Regions from separate parts of the Mus musculus genome. Here region 1 is linked to region 2. The links are chromatin loops, found by intact Hi-C in ENCODE. Cell type or tissue: left cerebral cortex. All regions are shown on one strand.

Evidence for each region. A loop is a pair of places that touch in the nucleus more often than their neighbours do. Peaks named below come from ENCODE experiments on the same cell type or tissue, not always from the same donor. Only the 100,000 strongest peaks of a DNase experiment are listed, where the experiment ranks them.
Region 1: it touches region 2 in a loop (5-fold over the local background); 2 of 42 quality-filtered maps call a loop at or near these places.

The regions. Positions count from the first base shown.
Region 1 is chr1:57,629,315-57,637,314 of GRCm38, forward strand. No RefSeq gene overlaps it. Among named protein-coding and RNA genes, the nearest start is that of Spats2l, 140 kb to the right of the region's middle. In left cerebral cortex, no CTCF peak of the experiment used is centred here; DNase peaks (open chromatin) are centred at 668, 4,561, 4,899 and 5,151.
Region 2 is chr1:57,470,277-57,478,276 of GRCm38, forward strand. No RefSeq gene overlaps it. Among named protein-coding and RNA genes, the nearest start is that of Gm22371, 52 kb to the left of the region's middle. In left cerebral cortex, no CTCF peak of the experiment used is centred here; a DNase peak (open chromatin) is centred at 4,944.

The DNA.
Region 1 (8,000 bases), 160 kb after region 2:
GCTGAGCCTTCTGAGGATCCTCACTGGAGAAGATTCCCCAGTGGAACCCTGCAGTAGCATTTCTGCCCAAACAACTGTTGCCCACTTAGTGAGGTCTCCGTTAAGCCTTTGGTATTAGCATGACATCATAAAGAATGTTTGTGTGAGTAAAGCAAGCATATTTAAAAGCCGAATCTTGTATGGATATCCTAGCAGCTGAGTGTCTTATGGGCCATGGGCCACGCTCGCCACAGTTTTAGAAGTCCATATGACTTCCAGTTAGCTCTCTCTTTTCCTCCTACTCATGGATAAAGATGTAAACAAATCCTCAGCTACTGCTCCAGTACCACGCTTGCCTGTCTTCTGACTTTCTCCCAGCCATGACAGTCACGGACTCTAATTCTCTGGAACTGTGAGCCTTAATTATTAGGAGCCACTCACATTACAGAACAGGGTATCCCCCTGAAGCCTACCTTCAGCAGTTCAATGCCAGCAGCCACATCATCACCACCAACCACATGTAGCATATCTACCCTTTAAAAGGTCCCTAAGATCATGGCTTACTCTCTTGCTCTATTTGTAGCTATGTCTCTTTGTCTTTCTCAGTCTCTCTGTCTCTCTGCCCGCCCCCTCTCTCTCCTCCACCATCTCTCAGAGGCAGCCTTTGCATACTGCCCATCTGTAAATCTTTTGTGTGACATCTGTTGTGGTGTGATCTCTGGATTACTCCTTAGCCCTGATTGATCCACCAAGGTACTTTTACACCGTAGGAACTCTAACACTAATAAACTCTTTCTTTTGTAAGCTATTGTGTCTCTTCACAGCAATGGAAAAGTAACTGAGACAGAAGTTGGTACCAGGGAGTGTGGGCTATTGCTGTGAGAGATCCAATCATGCTTATTCATGGAGGAGTGTGGAAGGGACTTTGGACTAGAAAGTAGTTTGAAAATTGTAAGCAGGACTTAATGGGCCATCCTAGCAGGAGCTTGGAAGACAGTAGCACTAAGAGACATGTGGACTGTGGGTTAATAAAAGAGTTGGAATCTTCCTCTGCAGTTAAGGAAAGCCACTGGGGCCAGGTATCTTAGTTACTCTTCTATCGCCATGACAAAACACCATGACCAAGGCAAGTTATAAAGCTAAATATAAACTGCAGGCTTGCTTACAGTTCCAAAGTGTTGATCTGTGACCATCATGGTGGGGAGCATGGTGGCAGGTCCCAGATTTGGCACCAGAGCAGTAGCTAAGAGATCATATCTAATCCTCAAGTTTCAGGCAGAGAGAGAATTTGTTACACTGGGCCTGGGATGAGCTTTTGAAATCTGACAACCCACCCACAGTGACACACCTCTAACAAGGCCATATACCTCCTAATCCTTCCCAAACAGTTCCACTAACTGGGAACCACACATTCGAACATACAAATCCATGAGGGCCATTCTTATTCAAGCCACTACACCAGGCTATGGGAGGTTCCATCAAGAGATCTGTATCAAAGAGAGAAGGTAGAGAGCTGGACACTCTTGGTCTCTATATGCATATGCAGGCATATGTATTGTCCCCTCTACGTGCACACACACACACACACAAGCCACGTATATGGTTCACCAAAGAATATCAAAGGTTTTCCTCATAACCATGATAAAATAATAATTTTTCACTTTCTTTTAGGCATTATTCAAAAATATCATTGCCATTATCAGAGCAAGCATGTAGCCCAACTCTGCATGTAGCCCATCTCTCCTCCTGAAGCACTTGTCCCATATGAAGTGGGAAGATATGGGATCTTCATTATACACACTCGAGGTTCAGGCACTGTCACCATTTAGCTCTTAACTGAACATCCCCTGGCTCTGCTTCTCTGACAGTCTACACAAATAAAACTGGTTTGTATTTTAACTATAAATTTCCTGATTCTGAATCAAGCCAGATATGAGGCCATGTGTGTGTGAGAGAGACCCTGATGCATATGCTCGTGTGCGTGTGAATTCCATGACCTCTGTCCCTTCCTTCCCTTGATGAATTGTGCAAACAACCTCGTAAGGCAATCTCATAATTAAATTGGATCTGTTTCAACCATGAATTTTTCAAAAGATCATAATCACTGTGGTTTCCATGTCCACTTAAGAAACAATATAGTCATGTGTGTCCACAAATGAGCCTCACAGGAGACTGCCCTTATCAGTCTTGTTCTGTGATGTGAGCCAAATTGGACTTGTTTATACTCGTTTCAGATGTAAAGACTTAGCTTTTTGCTAAACATTACATAAAAATCAGAATCTCACAACAAAATGAATTTAAATAGGCAAATATTGCTTTCTCTGTGAGCTACAAAGAGAACTGTATTGCGGGGTGGGGGTAGGGGTACATGGAGAGTATCTAAGACTTGCTGTGTCTGTCTCTAAGCCTCAGTTTTCTTAGCTGTAAAGTGAGCATGCTACAAGCTTCCTTGGCAACTAACTGGGAATCTATAAACTTGGATTCTTGTACATGAACTTGACATGATAATAATACCCAACTCATAAAGGAGATGAAGTATGAAATTACTTTCAAATGTGAGTGCCTAGTTTTTAGTGAACATTCAACGCATTTTAACTCATTATTGCCATCCACACAGAAATTTCGATTTACTTTAACCGATTGTAGTTATTTAAAACACATATACACGCACACACCACATACAATATTTAAGAGAAGTTACAGACTCATAGCATGACTGAACTGAATGTTCAAGTATTTCACATACACCCCCACCCCCACCCCTGCACATGCTAGCCTCCGAATAGTCAATATCCCCTTTCAGAATGGTACCCTATACATTCTTAATTCTGCACAAACTTGTAATGATGCATGTATCATTCCAATGCTATACATGGTAGTTTCACTTCAGTAAAAATCCTGTGCTCCTTCTATCTTACCCACCCACAACCATGGAAAATACCGATGGATATTTTTAGTTTTACTTTCTCCAAATTGTTAGCATTTCTGCAAGTAATATGTAGCCTCTTCCTCCAATGTCATAATATTTATTCAAGGTTCTCCTCATGGTTTGATATCTCATCTCTTTTAAGGGCTGAATACTATTCCATTGTCTGGACAGATATATTGAGGGACTGTTTAGTTGGTTTCTTTCCTTTTTATAACCTTTATTATTTAAAAGAGAAACTTTACAAATAAAATATTACATACCCAAACTAACAAGACCCAAAGTCTATTCAACTTAATGAACTTATATTCATTTAGAATTGGTTTGATTATTAAAAACAAAACAAAACAGAAAGGACTTTATCTAGCTGAAAAATTAAAGAACTACTTGTATAGTGTGATTTAAGAAACACTAATAATGTTCTGTTTACCCTTAAAGGTGTTCTACCTTGAAACAAAGCCTGCTGTTTCTCTAATAAAGCTTAATTTATCTTGCTTAAAATGTTAACATGAAAATACTCCTAAGAGAAATATCACTTTAAGCATCGTTAGCTATTTGCACATTAGACTGAGTGAGTTTTATGTTTTGTTCCGAGAAATTTCCCCAGAGGTAGGAGGAAACAATATGAGACTGCTGGCCAGGAGGAAGATAGCCTTACCTGCTCCATGTGATCAGCGCCACCTGCGTAGCTGATGTGATCAGCAGCGCTAACATAAGCAGAAGGCTTTTGCCTCAGCATAGATTCTGGAACTCTCTAAGCATGCAGACTTCTGAGATAGTACCAATTGAGGCAAAAAATCCTCAGCTGACATTAGTTGGTGATTAGAATTTTGGGTGAGGAGGGTGGTTTAAATATTTTTAAATTGGCAGTTGTTGTGATTTGGGGATAACATCCATTTGTATATTTGTTGTGTGGGATTAAGGTTCAGGAAAAAAAGTTTGCTGTTGGTCCTGGATTCCCGGATTCTCCCTACCTGGTCAAGCATCTGAGATCTTGAGAAACTCAGTAACAAGAGCTTAAAGCCGGCTGGTCAAGTTATATCCACCTTTGAACCAGAGGAAGATGGATGCTTCTGGTTGGCCATCGGTACCCTTTTCATTGAGTTCAGAATTCTGACCTGTAGAATATTGTGATCCACATTTGGGGGGGGGGTAGGTTTTACTCCCTCAAGATGACCCTTTCCAGACATTCCCAGAAGTTAACTAGATAACCCCAAACAAGCATGCCCATGTCTTCTAGTTGATTCTAGACCCTGTCAAGTTGACAATATTTAGTTGAAGAACCATATCTTAAGACCCCCCAACCCCTTCATTTTCTCCTGGGGCCATGCCAACTCTGGGATCCTAAATCCTACTCACTCTAAGCAATGGATCCAACATCTCTGAGTCTTGGAGCTTTGTCTTGGAAAAAGTCAGGGCTTTATCTTGTCTAGTTTGTGAAGAACTAGTTTATATAATCTCTAACTCATTTAGCACAATGTTTGCCATATATTGGCAATTTTCCTTTCCTGTTGACTTCACTGATCTCGGCCTTCAAAATTCAAATTCTTGCTTTACACAGAAAAGAAAAGGACATTATTCAATGACACTGAAACTCATTTCTTTTCTAGGTCGGTTCCTCCAGGCTTGTGTGAATTCAGTGTTTCATCTCTGACAGTGATAGGCTTCAACTAACCAGAAATGGGTCCTGAGTATGTGTGTGTGTATGGGCGGGGGGGCGGGGGGGGGGGAACAGGGCTCTCTTGCAGTAGTCCTCCAGTCTACTTAGGTTTTCTCTAGGAAACCATTACACTGGTGGGTTGGCATGGCAAGACTCCACTAGGTCTTTCACCACATGCCAAAAAAAAAAAAAAAAAAAAAAAAAAAAAAAAAAAAGACAACTGCCCAGGCTCCCTTGGGAAGCACTAGCAGCTGCTAGAAGCTCTTTCCTGGGAACTCGTAGGCTGGAGGTAAAATGCTGGCATCAAGGGTTGTTTGTACTGACTCCCCCACCCACTCCAGCTGGCTGCAGCAGTCTGGGTGTAGAACAAGTGGAAAGAAGACCACAAAGTGCCAGAGATGGCTGGCTGTATGTAGGGATCTCATAGGAAAGGCTGCTTTGAGATATCAGTACCTCACCCCACCCACTCCAGAGAAGTCAGCCCAAAGTGACTAGTCTGGGACACAGTCCTGTGTTACCTGTGGCCCACAGGAGGCATCCAGCCTCCACCCCACCCCCATGTTGTCAAGAACTTTTCCAGAATGGCTACTGCTTGGCTTCATCTCCCACAGCTCCCCACAGCAGCTTCTTGTTCTCTCTGGAGCAGCCTCCACATGATCACGCTTCCATTGCTATAGAAACCTCTTCATTCCATTTCCATCTTGAAGATGCTGACACAGAACAGCAGTGCCATCTCAGGCTCACCTTCCATGTATTGACCATGTGGTATCTGCCATGCATCTTCACAGCATCATACCTTAATGAGGTTGTCTCTCCAGCCAAGTCATGACTGTTTACAAGGCTTTCTCCTCCCCTAGGGAACTGCTTGGGAATGAGAACTCTGCTTAACTCCCTCTAATTTCTGGCTCTAGCCTGATGTATGGGGCAGCCATGTTCACAGTGGAAGCCTCCCAAGTCTGGTTTGATCCCCAGAAGCATAATGTGATGCTTCATCTTCATTGCAAACTTATAGAAACTTTATTGTTAACATGGTGTGCCTGTGAGAGTATTTCCAGAAAGGTTTAAGAAAACAGGGAAGATACACCCCAAACCTGGATGGCCTTGTCCTATGGGATGAGGCTCTGGACTGAATAGAAAAGAAGAGAGCTGAGAGCTAGCTTCCATCTCTCTGTTTCCTGACCTTCCATTCCCACCACCATACCTTCCCTACCATGACAGACTGTGCTATGAGGAAAGTAAATTCACCCAGGGCTCATCCTATCAAGGATGTATCAGAATGGATGGAGCTCAGGCTCAGCTGGAGGATTCGTAAAGATAACATCTAGAAACAAGGTTCACCTGTTGAATAAGAATGCTAATTTTAGTCACTTTCTTCCATCTTAAAATTTATTTTCCTTCTGTTGTGGTGTTAGAATTTCTTCCTCAGCTGCCAAGGAGCCTTGCAAAGTATTTCTCCTCTGCCTTCATATCATTATAGTCCTACAGACACAGCTAGAGAAAAAAATAGTTATTGCACACTGATTTACATAGAATTTTGGCACATAATAGACATTAGAGCAATTACCTGTGAGAATTTTCTTTCTGAGAAAAAAATCTAATATGTTAGGTAGGACTTTTGGTGAGAGTTATTGTAGATGTCTCTTTTCTTTACCCTTCACAATACTCAGCCACTGATACACAATTACTTTAGAAGACTTCATGAATAATATTGTAGACTCAGGGTTGGGTGCTTGTAGAACATGTAGTGGCCAACAAGGTTTTGGAAGTTATGGTGGCTAATTGCAATTGTCAACTTGATGAAATCTAGAACCACCTGGTAGATTGGTCTCTGAGCATGTATGTGGTCATTATCTTGATTAGGTTAACTGTAGGAAGACCTGCCCACAGTGGGTGGAACCATTCCCTAGGCTGAGAACCTGGAATGTCCCAATCACCACTCTTTTCTCATTCCCTTTCATGAGTATATAGGCTTGCTTCATAACATGGGGGATATCCCCACCTGTACTAAGTTTCTCTTCATCTTGCACAGGCATCCCTAGCTCCAAACTATTCACACTTCCAGAACTGTTTGCTTCCCAGAGAACCCAAACCATCACTAGTCACACACACACACACACACACACACACACACACACACACACACAAGATAACAAATTTATTTTGACTTTAAGAAGTTACATTGGCTTAAAATCTAGGTTCATAATGTTTTCTTCACAATTTAAAATCAAAAACTCTCTGAAAACACCAGGATTTGATCTTACCTTACACAAGACTGTTTGTTTCCTTTGGGTATTCCACTTAGTCAAATATCTTGTTACAAAAATATCAATGTGCTTTGTTGGGGTATTTTTTTTCCAAATCCCACTGAGAATAAAATGTAATATATGGTATACGCATTAAATTGACACTTTGGTGCCTGGTAATACTCTGAATTAAATAAAAATATTTTAAAATATTTTGGACTAGCCAGTCCCTGAGGGAAGCGCCACTGAACAGTATGCACGTGTGTGTTATCTCACACTGAATCTGGGCACCTTATCAATAGACTATTGCTGAAAAAGGTGCTGTGCCAGTTCTGAACATGTTTCTAGAAGCCTCCAGTGTTGTCATTTCAAATAACCTGGCCCATAAAGAAATCTGGCTACCCTGGTAAACAAACCATGTGTAGTGTAGACATCCACAAATTGTTTGAGACAGAGAGGACTTCAAGTCCCAGGGTTTGATCTAAGACATTCCTTCTGGTCATCCTTGCCCAAGAACCAGGGGTTGAGGTTCCTCCCATCTGACTCTAAGTCCTATGAGTTAACCCAAGGCAAACTAACATCACAACTATGCAGCTGAGCCCCAGTCCAGCCACAAACTAGGCAAAATCATAAATCTCTCTAGGTTTGTTCTTACGTTGCAATGCTAAGTGCAGGCCTCTAATACCTGGTTGAGATCAGGGAGTCTACATGTAGAACAGAGTGCCTCTGTGACCTTTGTCTCAAGTTATTTCTGATTAAATTAAAATGTTGACAGCTAATAATAGCTGGCTAGCAGAGACATAGGCAAGGTTTAGGATTCCTGGGTTTGATAGTTGGAGGAGGATCATGAGGAGAAAGAAGGGAGGAGAGAGACGCCACCATGGGTTAGATGAATCATGAAAACATGGCCCTAATGGCTGGGCAATTGGAGTTAAGACCAGCCCAGATGAAACATAGTGATAACTCAGTGTTATTGATAGGAAAGTAGATTCTAATAGCATAGAGGGTAGATATCTTCCCAGCCCTTGTGATGTTTAAGGCTTATTATAAATATAAATATTGTGTGTGTGTTTTATCCGGGAACTAAATGGTCAAGGCTGGGTAGGAACCTCAAATTGGGATTAAAAATTTTTGTAACACTGAGGTGTTTATTACATAGCAGAACTGGTAGAATGTAGCTATGATATTGCGC
Region 2 (8,000 bases):
CAATTCCTGGGCCCCAACACAGTGGTGCAAGGCAGGAACACTTAAGTGAACCATTGAACAATGAAAACAATTAAGGGTTGTGTGCACAATTAACATGCGGAGATGTAGACACTGGGTGCTGGTTAGGTTTGTCAACTTGTCACAACCCAGGGGCCCCTTAGGAAGCTAAACAATTGTCTTCATCAGATTGTCCTGTGACTGCATCTGTGAGAAACTGTCTGGATTGACAATTGGTGTGACCCTGCCCACTGTGGACAGCACAATGCCTAGGTAGATGGGCCCTGTCTGCATAAGAAAACTATCATCAGAGCAAGAGACAGAAACCAGTGCTTGCTTGTCCATAGTTCCTGCCCTGACTTCCCTCAGTGGGGAACCTGGAAACATGAGATGAAATAAACCCTTTCCTACCCAGACTGCTTTTGTTCATGCTGATTATCACAGCAGCAGACAGCAAAACAGAACACAATGAGCCTCAGAGGAAATAGAAAAGAAGAGAATGACACGAATAATTCAAGGGGAGGGAGCCTAGATATAAAGGACTAGGGCAAATTATTCTTAATGCAATATCAGAAAAGTTCAAATGACATGAAAGCTACACCAAGAGGATGTTAGAAGAGTGGTAGGCACAGGGAAACCCTGAAGAACAAAGGTCTCACACAGAGAACCTCCTCACGCATGAACAGTAGTTCCAGAAACTTCCAGAATAAATCTTGAATCTGGATAGTGGCAGGTTGGTGGGAAGACCTGTGTAGAACCTCATAGGTATTTTTTTTTTTTTGGAGAAAGGGACTCCTGGGCTATTAAAATGGCAGACGATAGGCAGGCGGGTCTACAGTCCAAAAGATTTTTGAAGGCAACCTGAATTTATGGGTGAAAGTGATAATTTTCTTCTCTCTCCTCCCACACTTGGTCTGAGAAGGGTTGAACACATTCTGTTAGGTTATGGAAGTGGGTAAATGGTATATTAACCCAAGAATCTATGATAAGCTGGGATGTGAACTGTTCCATTTGCTGGAGGTTTCAGATTCCTATGGTATTTTGTTTGACTTTCTTTAGTCAGAAAGGCTAAAGACTTTAGGTGACCATGATCCACCACTGTTACCTCAGAACACTGTTACCTCAGTGGTGGTGCACTGCGGGGGATGGGAAGCCATCCAAACTCTTCTGATGGAATTTCTGTTTTGTTTTGTTCAAGGTTTGTTTGTTTATTTATTTATTTTTTTACAGTGGCACATTTTCCTTCCCCTCTTTTCCCCAATTCTTTCTCCCAAATGCAATATTTCTCATCTAGTTTCCTGAAGTCTTGGTCTCTATTGACTTTGTTTCCTCCTGTGTACAATATAAAACACGTGCCCCGGTTGGAAGGACCCTATTAATGGGGATAAGTTTCTGGGAAAGTCGCATCCCTGTTACACAAGCCACCATTGCAGGGAAACGACTGGATAGGTTTCACAGCAATTGTTCCTTTCCTCATCCCTCAGCAGCCACCAGGAGATCTTCTTTGGTTTTGCCCTGTTAGAGTTCCAGGAGACAGCCTCTACCAAGATGGAGTGAGGGTCCCTCTCAGATCATGCTTCCCACGATGCCTCATGCTAGTCCATACTCGGTCTCTAGCAATTTATCAAAGTGCTATTTAAGTGGTTTCTTCTAGCTTAGAGCTTGAGTGACTTCTGCCTCAAACATGCAGATCTGTGCTATGCATCACGAAATCTGAAACGCCTAGGAATGAAGTTAATAAAGATGCACAAACCTGCCGGCCTGACAGCCATAAAACACCACGGAGAGGAGTCAGGGAACACCTAAATAAATGATGAGCCGCACCATCGTCATAGATTGGAAATTTTAATATCACAAAGATATCAATTATGTTTGTTCGCACGACTGCCGTGACAAATCACCACAAACTTAGAGGCTTCAAATATCACAAATTTATTACCTTACAGATCTGTAGGTTGGAATTCTGAGCTGGGCCTCATCAAATCAGGACTGCATTCCTTCCCCGGACTCTGGGGACAAACCACTTTCCTTTCCTCTCTCTGTTCCCACACAGCACTCATCCTTTTTCTCAAGTACTTCTTCTCCACCTTCAAAGTCAGTGGTGTGTGCCAAAGTCTTTTGTTATTACATCATTCTGACTTCCTCTTTTCTCTCCTTCTACATTTAAGGAACAGAAATGTTAACCCTGGGCCCACCCAGATAAGCCAGGTCAACCTCCATATTTTAAAGCCAGCTGAGTAACAAGCTGAGTTTGCTCTTTGCCATAAACCCTAACATACTTACAAGTTCTGAGAATTAGGGTATGGGCATTTTTGGCAAGAGGAAGGAGAATTTTTTGTTGCACTTTCCTTAAATGATATAAAGATTCAATGCAATTTCTTTTCTTTTTTTGTAGAATATGATTTTTAATATTTTCAACTGTTAATACTCAATAAACAGAATAATTATTTTAAGATATATTTGGTTTTTATGTCTCCCTCTTCATTTCTGATTTTATTAATTTGGATACTGTCTCTGTGCCCTCTGGTTTGTCTGGCTAAGCATTTATCTATCTTGTTGATTTTCTGAAAGAACCAGCTCTTGGTTTTGTTGATTTTTTGAATAGTTCTTTTCAATTCAGTTTCAATAAGATACCAGCATGCCTTGTGTAGAAATTGCCAAGTTGATATTCAAATGTATAAAGATTTTAGAATAAAATAAAACTTAAACATGTTAGAATAATACACTAAACAATCTTTTAAAAGATGCTACTCTGGCTAGTTTATGTTGTCTAATTGTAAAATTGTCTACAAAACCAGAATAATCAAAATTGTATGTACTGATGTCTGAACAGACTGAGGGATCAATAATAAATGGCATTGGAACATCTGAATACACGTATATAGAAACAAACAAACAAACCATGATGAACACCTCACAACACGCCCCAAACTAGCAGAAGAATTGCATACTTACATGGTAAACCCTGGAGGTCTGGGGTGACAGCTCAAGTGGCTGAAGTGCCCACTGTTCACGAATGGAGACCTGAATTGGGACCTGCAGCACCCACGATAAATTAATGAAGAAAAAGTGAGAGAAAAAGAAAGAAAAGCCAGGCCTCATGCATCTGTAAAGGCAACCAGTGGGACAGAGACAGATGGATGGATTCCCGGGACTCCTGGCCAGCCAGTCTAACCCAAAACAGTGAGCTCTGAAGTCAATAATTCACTCCGGGAAAGTGAGGTGAATAACAGTAGGAGAAGGACACCCAGTACCAACCTTCAGCTTCCCCTCAGGCAAACACACTGGACTCTCTCTCTCTCTCTCTCTCTCTCTCTCTCTCACTGTGTGTGTGTGTGTGTGTGTGTGTGTGTGTGTGTGTGTGTGTGTGTGTAGAGAGAGAGAGAAGGAGAGGGAAGTGGAGAGGGATGGGGAGATGGGGAGGGGAAAAGGAGGGAGAGAGGGAGGGAGAGGGAAGAAGGAGGGCAAAGAGAAGGGGAGGGAGAGGTGGGAGGACTCAGAAAGTGAAAAAAACAGACTATAACATTTCTAGAAAAAAACTACAGAGGCATACCCTTTCTGACCTTGAGAACTGTCTGAGAACATACAAACTGTCCTGGATAGGGGGAAATGACAAACTAATAAACTGGAATATGTTTTCTTGAAGTCTACAAAAGCCATGGTTAAGACAGTAAGACCTGACAATGGAGATACAGCACAATGACAGAGAGCTTGCTTAGCATATACAAGCATGTGTGCCAAGGGAGGAGAGAAAGAGCCAGAACTGGGCTGGTAGAAAATCCTTGGAATACCTACCTACATTCAACCATCATGGATACATGCTGCAGTGCCCAAACCTCTTTTCCCTACATTCATGTTTGTAACATATATCAGATATCAGATATTCATTTCTTTAGTAAGTTTAAATAAATGTCACTGTATCTTTGTTCAGTTGTATAGACACTTTAATTTTATTGTGTGGATAGCCGCATTTTGAATGCATGAAACTGTTTTCCCTGTATGGTTGTCATACGTAAAATGTGTGTTGGCATCCTTGTCTTTAATTATTTTATGTATATGCATGCAAATGGAGTTGCTGGGCTCCAAGGTATGATTAATTTGTGATTAACAGTGGTGGTTTGAATGAGAGTGGCCCGCATAGGCTCACAGATTGGAATACTTGGTTCCTAGTCAGGCGAACTGTTCCGGAAGGATTAGGAGAGGTGGCCTTGTAGAAGGAGGAGTGTCACTAGGGGTGGGTTTTGGCATCCAAAAGCCCATGCCAGATCCCCTTCTCTCTCTGCTTGCTGCCTATAGGTCAGAATGCAAAGCTCTCACTACTTTTCTAATACTATGTTTCCCACCACGCTGATTATGGACTAACTCTCCAAAATGTAAACAAGCTCCAGGTTGGTTAAATGATTTTTTTTTAAAAAAAAAGTATGACTTGCCTTGGTCATGGTGTCTCTGCACAGCAATAGATAAGTGATAAGAGAGAACTGCCCTGTTTTTCAAAGGCAATAGTCTATATTCCCAGCATGGCCAAAGGTCTCAGGCTCTTCATGACCTCCCTAATACTTGTCATTCTCTATTTTTGATTTTGTTTTTATAAATAGTAGCCCTCCCAGCCACCCTAACAATGTATGGAAGGGTGTCTCTGGGATTTTGATCTGTGGTTCCCTAATGATTAGTGATGCTGAGCCTTTTTCTCCTCTTCTAGAACTCCAATTAGCTGAATGTTGGATCTCCTGCATCTGTCTTTCCTGTCTTAATTTTGTACTTATTTTCAGCTCATTATTTTTTACTTTACCCTAGGATAATTCTTTGGCCACATATTTTAATTTACTACTTCTATCTTATGTTATGTAAATTTTGTTCTTTATGCCATCTGTTATTTAATTTTAGTGATGACTTTTTTTTCAGTTTGCAGGGATTGTAGTAGATTGTCCCCCACAGCCATCTGTTCCTTTTGTGATGTAAAAGTTCCTGACTTTTGGCTATTAACTCCATTTCTTCAAGAATTAGTTCTTCTGCTCATTGACTTTATTTTCTTAAAATGATTGGCTCTTGGTGGCTGTATATTCATACTCTTTAAAGATCTGTATTGAACTGGATGGTTGTTGAGTTCATTCCCTTAGCCGAGCAAAACATCCCCTGCTTTTCTGGTTACAGTAGGATTTGAACCTTTTTTGGTCAATTGATGAAGCAGGCTAGATGTACCACATTCATTTCCCAAGTTGCTTGTTTTTCCATTGAGATCATAAAGTGATCATATATTATTTGGGCTTCCCTGTTTTTCTGATGCCAATGAACATCCTATAGATGCTCCAAATTCATCAATACTCAAATTTCCATTTATTTGGCAAATGGCAGACTGATCTCTTGGGCAGACAGCAATTCTGAGAGCAAGACTGGAACAGCTGCTATCACACAGCCTATCCTGTCTAGTCACTTCTGTCCATGGCTGCTGCCCTTGAGTCTGCTGCTCAGAAACTTGCTTCTTTTTTGATTTCCCTTCCTTGCTCTCTCCCTTGTTTCCATTCTATTAGCCCTCCTTCCCTCCCTCCCTTCCTCCCTTCCTCCCTTCCTCCCTTCCTTCCTTTTTATTAAAAAATGTTTTAAAATTTAAATTTATGTTTATTTCTGTCTGTCTGTGTATGTGTGTCTATGTGTCTGTGTATATATGTATCTGTGTGTATGTGTATCTCTGTGTGTGTCTGTGTGTATGTGTGCCTCTGTATGTGTGCCTCTGTGTGTGTCTGTGTGTGTTTGTCTGTATCTGTGTGTCTGTGTGTGTCTATGTGTGCCTGTGTGTGTCTGTGTGTTATGTGTGTGTCTGTGTGTCTCTGTGTGTATCTATGTCTGTATGTGTGTGCCTATGTGTGTGTGTCTGTATGTGTCTTTGTGTGCCTATGTGTTTGTGTGTATTTGTGTGTGCTTGTGTGTGTGTGTTTGTGTGTGCCTGTGTGTGTCTGTATGTGTGTGCCTGTGTGTGTGTCTGTATGTGTCTTTGTGTGCCTGTGTGTGTTTGTGTGTATTTGTGTGTGCCTATGTGTGTTTGTGTGTATTTGTGTGTGTCTGTGTGTGTGTGTGTGTTTGCACCTGTGTGTGTCTGGGTGTGTGTGCTACGCTCTCCGGTAGAGTCAGCTGGACAAGCTGAAAGGCTTAAAAGTCACTCACGAGGCAAAAGAGTTTCAAGGAAGCTCTCCTCCTGGAGTCTAGCATTCCCTACCCATACATTAATTTTCCATTCCCGCATTAGTCTAGTGTATGGATCCACGTGCTCTCTTTCAGTATTTTCCTATTATAAGTGCTTTTTAAAATTGAATTCTGACATGGCTAAAGCCTTCTGCCAGTGTTCCAACAGTCCTAGAAATGTCCTTGAGCAAGATCATGGGCTTGGAATTCAGTAAGATTGTAAAAGGTAAGTCACTCCCTTACACAGGAATTTACCATCACTAAGGAAGAAGGAAGTTTCAGACCAAGGGAGAAACCAGAATAGATACTTAGAACTGTAGCAGAGTTACACCCATACACACGTATTTACAATGGCCTAAGGGGAAGGTGGACTATACAAGAGACTAAAATAGGAACTAAGGCAAGGGCGCGAAGCCCTTGACTCTGGCTTCTAAGATTAGTGAATCTTAGGTGGAGCCCTTGTTGATCCCAGCTGTTATCAATGAATTCTATCCCAGGTGGTTCCCGTTAGACCTCTTGTGTTTGCATTCCTCTGTTTTATGTAAGATTCCGGTTACCTCAATTGTACCTTGTGAATATGTCACCCAACTTCCTTATTGTCCTCTGCATAAAAGTCTGATGCTCGATTTGAAAATTACACTCAGATTCCACACGATCTCTCCTGTGTGTGTCTGTTTGTCACTCATTCATCCACGCTTTGCCCACCCGTGACTAGAGACCCGTTCCACACAGACACAGGGACCCAGAGGGTCTGTGGCATGTGTGTGTGTGTGTCGGTGTCTGTGTGTGCTGGGGGATAAAGTTACAGACCAATGTGTGTCACTAAACATGGGTGCTAGGAACTCAATTTGGGTTTTCTGCAAGATAAGGAGGCTCCAATCCATCTTTCCAGCACCCTCTGTAATTTTTAGAGAAACATCAAGAAGGAGAGAAAAGCCAGAGAGAGAGTGCACAGTCCTCTCTTGCTCTGTTTCAGCCATGTAAGCTTATGTGGCTGGACAATTTGGTGGGCAAGGTTTGGAGTGACGGCACTTGTTTGGGTTTCTATACTGCAATGGATTTTTTTCTCTTATTTAGAAATTGCACATGACATTTTGGGAGACTTATAAAATAGAAACATTTTCATTTGGTTCGCGACTCCTAATCTGAACATTTCGATTTACATGCTACACTTATATTACAGTCACCTCCATGATTTAAATCTCGGTCTTTCCTGCAAGTCTTTCTTACCATCTGAGCCCATAATCTATACTTCCACACAAGCCTTCCAGACTGGTTATAACAGAAGGAAAAATGTTGTTGAAATGCAAGCTAGTCATAGCAGTTCCTGCCCTTTGTAAGTCTCCAGTGATGAGTGGCAAGATTGATATTTCTGGAAAAGTATTTATATTGGTTCAGTGCTGGAGATCGATATGAGAGTAGATGGCCCAGAGTCTAACAGCTGGAGAGCATTTGCATGCATCCAGCAGAGCCAGGAGCCACACTGAGGAGAGCTGAATTGCTTTGCATGATCACATGGTACAAATTACTGGTTAGCAATGAAAGCAGAAAAGTAAAACAAGACATGGTAGAATGCTAGGACCTGAATGGCCAGAATTGCTATAAGAATTTAAAAATAAACACACACACACACTTTTTAAAACTCTTATCTTTTCCTTGCTGTGAAAGTTCTCCCCAAAGTCTGAGTGCAGTTTTCCGTGTTCATCTTGTCAGCTAGTATGAAACAGAGTAAAGTCAACAATTATGAGGAAGAAAGAAAAAATGAAAATGAAACTCCAGGGGTGGCAGAATCTATGGTTCAAAAGTGATATTGAAGTAGAAATCTC